3 separate regions of the Homo sapiens genome follow, and regions 2 and 3 are each linked to region 1. The links are chromatin loops, found by intact Hi-C in ENCODE. Cell type or tissue: heart left ventricle. All regions are shown on one strand. Region 1 overlaps POPDC1 (popeye domain cAMP effector 1). Region 2 overlaps PREP (prolyl endopeptidase). Region 3 overlaps PREP (prolyl endopeptidase).

Region 1 (2,500 bases):
ATAATCACCAATGTTCATAAACCATGGTAATTACAAAGTTATTTAGTCTAGTCTTCCATCAAATTCCCACTGGTGACTGAATCCAAACACAGGAAAAATAACTAGAAAACTAATTATTTGAATACTTAAAAAATATGAATACCCTCACATCTATTTGAAGGCTTAGGATATTTAGAAGGCTCTATTTTTATACCACCATTAAATCACTGTATCATACATACATAATACATTATCATATATGCAAATAATATATAGCCATATAAACATTTATATATACACAGAGAGATACAACATGAAACTTTTATTGTCTTATTTAAATCTCTACTTTATTTCCCATAATAATTCTACCTGGTAGCATATCACAAATTTAAAAGTAGTAAACTTCCAGTTTACTTATACATATGAAAATCCATAGCAAGTACATTTAAAGAATATACATTTTACACATGCTTATATAAAACCATTTCCTATGTTACCTGTCTTCGGTCTCCGGTCCTTAAAAAACACTCTATTATTAATTGCACAAATTTGGTCCTTGCCAAACACTATGTAGGTTTACAGATTATATGAATTATTCTGTTTCAGCAAAATTCCAAATGGGGACCCTAAATACATTTAAATTTAGAAATATGTATTTCTTTCAAAATAAGGTCATGCAATTAATCTTACTCTTCTACTGCTTGTTCTTAACATACTAAAGGTTTTAGGTAGTAGAATAATTAATTGGTACAAAATGGGTATTTTGAAAGGATGTTAACAGACAAATGTGAAAGAATTCCACAGCTTAAAGATGATAAAAAACAAGCACACCAATTTACAAATTGTGAATGAAATGATCAAGTCAACTGAAGATCTTTTTACATAATTCTGAAATAGCTCATAAATATTAATAGTAATAGTTGACTTAGATATTGATTTGCTACAAAAAGGAAAGAAACAAAAATTCACCTATTTTCCAAATGTCTGAAATCAGCAAATATATAAGCCTATCAGGATGGCGGGGGGGAAGATCATTATTTTAATAACTCCATTTATACAAAATTTGCTTTTCAAGGCCAAACGAGAATGAATCTCGTAACTTCTGCAGGACAGAGAATGATATGAGGTATCCTCTATCACTCATAACCCAACATCACCTACCCTAGCATTACATAGGTTAATAATAACTATCATTTCGACAGCACTGTAGAATGTACCTACACTCCCATTGTCCTGTTTGTCCTCTAGGAGGCAGGGACAATGTTTATTCATCTATGTACTTCCAAGGCCTAGCCTCTGTAGAGAAGGCCACTGAGACAGGGATGAAAGCCACTCTGAAGGAACGTCAACCTGATAAACACTTTCAGAAATCACTGTTCCGTCTCCCCAGATCTCAGTAATAAAGCCAGAGGAGTGCCTAGCCTTCCTGAGGTTGAGTGAGGTTCTACACCACAAGCCACCAGGGTGCTACATAAGCCAGGGAAAGCCACTTCTGCTCCTCGGGTCTGTTTCTTCCTTGGAATAGGGAAAACTTTAATAGCCTATGGTTCTATAATACACATTTACATAATCAATCAATCAATACATGTTGCCCCTCGAGTTCACCCAATTTCACCTGTATTGCCTATTAATCCACTATAATTCAATATCAGGCTTTTACAAGTTCTTAAAGTGACACTAAAAGTACCAATTTCTGGTCCAAGAAAAATGACAGGAAAACTACTATTATGACCCAAGAACCAGAAAATATTATTAGCAGTTTTTAGAAGGTACGGTCATCCTAAACATGTTTTGACGCACGACACCTTATTAAAGAGAGAGAGAGATATATATAGATATATGTATCTATATATCTATATAATTGTCTATTGTGAAATGCCAGTTACCTATTGTCGAAAATATTGATCAGATCAGTTTACTTTGATTACCACTTAATCGTTAAGTGGCTTACACTTAACAATTCTTATACAGAGAATAGGTGGAAAGAGAAAGGTTAGACTGCTAAATTGGTAAACTTTTCAGATTAATTTTGACTAAATCAAGAGAAATTATTTTTCCCTCATCAGATCATCAAAGTTGAAGTCCTTAAATTACCTATACTAGTAAAGTTTTGTTTATCGTTTTTCAAATAGGTGATTGTAGGGCTAAATAGCTAAATGCTGAAACTAACATTAAACCTCTACCAAACTAAAAAAATGAAAAAGATAACTGCAAACGAGCGTCTTGCTAGTCGAGTTAATTCATTCTGTAATTCTAACTGAATCTTCGCACATCTCCCGAATGGCAAATGGCATTACATTGCTAAGAGTCTTTTCGCACTTATTCATGCTTCAAAGCAGGCAGTTTCTGGGACTTGTCTGGCCAACAACCCGTTCCCAAAGGCTCGGGGAAGGAGGTTGCGGGTGGGTGGCGCGGACCTCGGGTCCCCAGCCATCGGCGCTCTCCCGGGGCCCTCTGACCTCGCTCCTTAAAGGAGGAGGGTCCGTGGCAACGGTCCTCCTCGGCCAGGCGCTCTCGGGAC
Region 2 (2,500 bases), 220 kb after region 1:
ACCATTTTTATTACTGTCAATTTTTAATATGTAGGTTACTCTGACAGTCTACTTCTGCAAAGTCACCTGTTGAATTATATTTAGAGTACTGATTAAATATAATTAGAAAATATTAAAAGAGAAGAAAGTACTAACATCTGTATTGATAAATATATTTGGAAAGAGGAAAAAATCTAGATGTAGAGAGAGTGTGGTATTCTACAGATGGGCTAAATAACATTTGGTCATTCACTGGTACTAAGCCTTTCATTTTCTATAAGCAGACAAAACCTGGGAGGTTATTAAAAAAACAGCCAAAAGCCACACCCCCATGCTTCTTCTCTGGTGGCTGGCAGAAAGACATGTCTCCTGAAGGTGGGAGGAGCACTCACCTCCAGGCTTCAGGGAGTAATTCACTCTTCCCCCTTGCCTTGGCTACTCTTTCTTGGCAAAGTTTCCTCGAATTTAACTTCTCTTTCCACCAGAGTGGAATCAAGGTCGTCAATGAAAGGGGGAAGTCACTCAGCTTGCTTTGGTTAAGGGTACTTGGTTATGCCATTCGTCATTGTAAAATGGATCTTCTGGGTGGTCCAGCCCAGTTCTCCAAAAGAGTCAACTACCACAGGCTCAAGGGCAAAAGCCTTTTCATAAAAGTGTATTCCTGTGCCCAGGTGGATGAGGTTGGACAAAGCTACTATCACCAGAAGTGGCTGATCTTAATAGGAAAATTTCGGTCAACTTCCTGTCCCCAGCCAAATTCTCACCTCCCATAACAAAGACACAATTTAACACGTGCCATCAACCACTGCAGTCCACTATTCAGGGCAGCCACAGCTGGGGTGTGTATTCCCCCAAGATTTATCAAGAGTCTACCAAGTGCTGGCTGCTGAATCAGGCTCAGGCACACACAGATCAATAGGCTAGAACCTTCAAGAACTCATGCTCAGGTGGGAGAGACAGATACACTAAAGGATACAGACACACACAGAAAAGGCCATGTTGTAGAACATTAATAGCAAGAAGTACAATGTATGATGTGAGTGCCAGAGAGGGGCATCTACAGGGTGGTGAGCTGGACGGAAAAATGAGTTCTGAGAAGGCTTTTGGGAAGTGATGACTCCTAAATGATGATTAAAGAAGTAGAATTCCCCTAGTTTCTTGAAATTGTCCATGCTTAAAACTCAAAGGCTACACTGGTTTATGTTATCTGGTACAGAGAGCTATGTTTAACATATATTCAAGTACGTACATTCATTCTCAAGTGTATATCTCACTGACAGACATCAGCATGTGTAGTGGGTGCTGTGCTGGGCTGCCCTCTAGGGCTGAAGCCCTCATCTCCCAGCTGATGGGTGTTGGGAGCAGACAGCTCTCAGACGAGAATCTCTCCAGGTCTCATCCTCAAGTTGAAGATGGCACCTCTCCCAAGGTCATGCATTCTTTTGGGTTCATCCACATATGACAACTGGTTAATGTAGGTTTATAAAGGCCTGGACCCCTCTCCCTCCTGTTAGGACAATGCTGAAGGGCTCACCTAGCTTGAGGGTTCCTGTAGGATTGTCTGACACCTCTGTGATGATTGCATCACAGCTGAAGTTCTCCCTCTGCTGCGATCGTTCGTCACACAGGCAGAGATTTTGAAAGCTCTCCCATCAAACTTCTAGCACACAAATTTCTATCTCAGAGTCTGCTTCCCAGGGAAACTGATCTGTGACAGCATGTAAGGCATCGCTAATATCCTGTAAATATGCAGTGTGTACAACACAGCCCACGGCCACTGTTCTTCCACTCAGTGTCCTCGCCAGGCCCAACAAACAGTTCACTTCTCTCCGCCTCAGGTCTGAATCAACTAGAAACAGAACAAGAGTCAACAGATGGAGAACCGAGATCTCAACTTTAGTGCTGAATAAGTACACACTTAAGAATGTGGCTTTGTGCTGTGAGTCAGCTAATCTGTGAACTCCCAACCTCTCTCATTTCTAGTCATTGAGAAACCAAGATTCAATGAAATTCCTTGGCAGGGAGGTCAGAAAAATGGGGAAAGAAGTGTTCCCCTTCCATCTTGGTGATTTCTTACCCTGGCATATTTTATGCTAGCCTGAGGAAACCTTTTTAAGTCTTGGCTTCTACTTTTGAAGACGAAACCCAGTAACAGCTATCATTCTAACTTACATTTATCAAAAGGTAGGACATAAGGTATGGGGGTATTGTATTTTATAGTTTCATTAAAGAAGCCACATTAATCCATTAACAATTCTACTGTGTATACTGTGGTTCTAGGCTACACTAAGGAAGTCCAAGAAAACTCTCACTAGACATAGTTCAAATTGTTAGAGTATATGTATAAAATACATATTTTATACTTAACTCTATTAGGTTCACATGTACTTGTCTGATAAACGTGTAATTCGGACAACTTAGCATATTCAGGAAAATAACTCCTATAAAAATCACAGAATTTAGAGGGACAAGTAGCAACTGGAGTCTTTTTAAGGGAATCTAGTCCCAAATAAATGTTTTT
Region 3 (2,500 bases), 140 kb after region 1:
ACAACTATTTGAGACAGGACACACAGGAACCTTATTTATATAAATTTTTATTATAATTTGTCTGAAATATTTTTCCAAAAGTGGTATTTAAATATGCATCTGAATTAAGACAAAAAATACAACTTACCTTAAATTTTAAGGTAATCTTTAAGAGGGAAAAATAGTCACTTTACAGTAGAGAGACTAGGCAGACACCACCTTAACCAAGTGATCCAAATTGATGTCACCAGGAATAAGACATATGAACACCATGTGCCCCCAATAGGATGCACTGAGAAGAGCACAATGTCACATCTGGGGTATTCTTGCTAAAACTGCATAACCTTGGCTGGTGCGCGGTGGCTCGTGCCTGCAATCCTAGCACTTTCGGAGGCCGAGGGGCGTGGATCACCTGAGGTCAGGAGTTCGAGACCAACCTGGTCAATATGGTGTAACCCTGTCTCTACTAAAAATATAAAAATTACCTGGGTGTGGTGGTGGGCGCCTGTAATCCCAGCTACTCGGGAGGCTGAGGCAGGAGAATCGCTGGAACCCAGGAGGTGGAGGTTGCAGTGAGCTGAGATCACACCACTGCACTCCAGCCTGGGTGACAAGAGGGAAACTCTGTCTAAATAAATAAATAAATAAATAAATAAATAATAACACTTAGTTTAAAACACATATATTGTACAGCTATACAAAACTATTCTTTTTTCATGTATATATATTTTTTTAAACTTTTTTTGTTAACTAAGACACAAACACACACTTTAGCCTAGGCCTACACAGGGTTAGGATCATCAATATTGCTCATTGTCTTCCACTTCACATCCTTCCAAGGTCTTCAGGGCCAGTAACGCTCATGGAGCTGTGATCTCCTATAACAGTGACTACTTCTGGAAAACCTCCTGAAGGACTTGCCTGAGACTGTCTTACAGGGTAGCCTTTTTTTGTTTTTAGGAGTATACTTCAAAATGATAAAAAACTATAATATAGTGAACACGTAAACTAGGAACAGCTGTTATGATCAAGTATTAGGTACTGTACATACTTGTATGTGCTAGACTTTTATATGACCGGCACTGCAGTAGGTCTGTTTACAACAGTATCACCACAAACACATGTGTGTTGCACTGCGACATGATGGTGGCTATGATGTCATTAGGTGATAGGAATTTTTCAGCTTGTTATAATCTTATGGGACTATCATTATACATGCAGTCATATGCAGAAATGTTATATGCTGCATGACTGTATCTTGGATGAATTGCAGCATTTCACACTCCAAGGCAAGACCAGAGTAGTGACAGAGCAGGGGGTGGCCCTGGTGTTCAGGTTCCTGCATCTTCTGGGGCCTGAGGTTGCAGGCAACCTGGTCCTCTGGAAAAATGCCAATCACAGCGCCAACACCTGAATGTCCTGGGGAAATAACTCAGTGCTACCTGTATTAACTTCCATCATTTTCTCTGGAGTTTTAGGGTGGTTATGTTTTGATGCTGATTTGGTTTTCAGGTTAACCTCAGTTTGACTCTCCATAGAGGTGACTGGAAGCTCTTTCCTCTGATGTTTCTCAAAGCCTTTCATACTTTGGAACTGGAAGACACTATAATATTGTGTCAATTAGATGTAAATCAGTTTCTAAATCATATATTACCATTATGATATTTTGTTTATAATTTCTAGATTATTTGGCATTAATAACCTCCACAAATGGCCACCAAGTCATTTTCTCTTGCACAGTAAACAAGAGCTTCCTTAGTCACTTACTTGGCATTGAACGAACCCTCCTTGCCCGTGCCTCCCCCTGCCTGCTTCTCAGTGCTGCGGTCACGTGGCTGCAGGAGGCCCTGAGCTCCTGAGCAGAGCAAAGCCTGTAAGGTGGATGCAGGGCATATTCTCAGGACACCCTATCAGCCGGCCTGATATTTGATCTACAGGAGCAAACTCAGAGAGAGAGAGGGACAGTTTTGCCTGCAAATGTGAACCCTGACCTAAAGACGGCTGCTCAAAATAGCCCTCATCCTCTTTGCCTAAGCCTGATATGCAAGCTTTTATCTCAGTTGCCCCTGGTCACCTGCCTTTCTTACTTGACTCTGCAGTTCTCCAGGTGGCTATTCCTGGATGGCACTCATCCAGAAAGGGTCATTGCTCTTTTTTCTCTTTATTTCACTACCAGAGATTATTTCGATAACATTATGATTTACAAACCATAAAATTCATACATTTCAAGTGTACAATTCAATGACTTTTTAATACATTTACCAGGTTGTGCAACCGTTACTGAAATCCAGTTTTAGAACATTTTTGTCATCCCGGTTAGATCCTTTATGCCCAAGTAGTTAATTACCATCTTCACCACCAACTCCAGGTACCCACTAATCTACATTCTATCTTTATAGAACTGCCTTTTCAGGATATTTCACTTAATCAGACTATACCCAGTCATTTGTGTCTGGCTTCTTTCACTTATAATGTTTTTGAGATTCATCCATGATATGGCATGTCAGTGATTTTTGTGATG

What was found. Peaks named below come from ENCODE experiments on the same cell type or tissue, not always from the same donor. Only the 100,000 strongest peaks of a DNase experiment are listed, where the experiment ranks them.
Region 2: a loop joins it to region 1, with 4 times the contacts of the local background. A loop is called at or near these places in 27 of 110 quality-filtered maps.
Region 3: a loop joins it to region 1, with 2.9 times the contacts of the local background. A loop is called at or near these places in 7 of 110 quality-filtered maps.

What each region holds. Positions count from the first base shown.
Region 1 is chr6:105,133,925-105,136,424 of GRCh38, forward strand. The region is part of intron 1 of POPDC1 (popeye domain cAMP effector 1); the gene reads right to left. Among named protein-coding and RNA genes, the nearest start is that of POPDC1, 2.0 kb to the right of the region's middle. In heart left ventricle, CTCF peaks have their summits at 1,228 (motif pointing right) and 1,428; no DNase peak of the experiment used is centred here; H3K4me3 peaks cover 1,606 bases; H3K27ac peaks cover 1,582 bases.
Region 2 is chr6:105,358,305-105,360,804 of GRCh38, forward strand. All of the region lies in intron 6 of PREP (prolyl endopeptidase), which reads right to left. Among named protein-coding and RNA genes, the nearest start is that of PREP, 44 kb to the right of the region's middle. RefSeq lists an enhancer at 1,690-1,879. In heart left ventricle, a CTCF peak has its summit at 1,329 (motif pointing left); no DNase peak of the experiment used is centred here.
Region 3 is chr6:105,271,094-105,273,593 of GRCh38, forward strand. PREP (prolyl endopeptidase) reads right to left here. Exons shown (of 15, transcript NM_002726.5): 15 at 2,125-2,500. Among named protein-coding and RNA genes, the nearest start is that of PREP-AS1, 6.7 kb to the right of the region's middle. In heart left ventricle, no CTCF peak of the experiment used is centred here; no DNase peak of the experiment used is centred here; H3K27ac peaks cover 884 bases.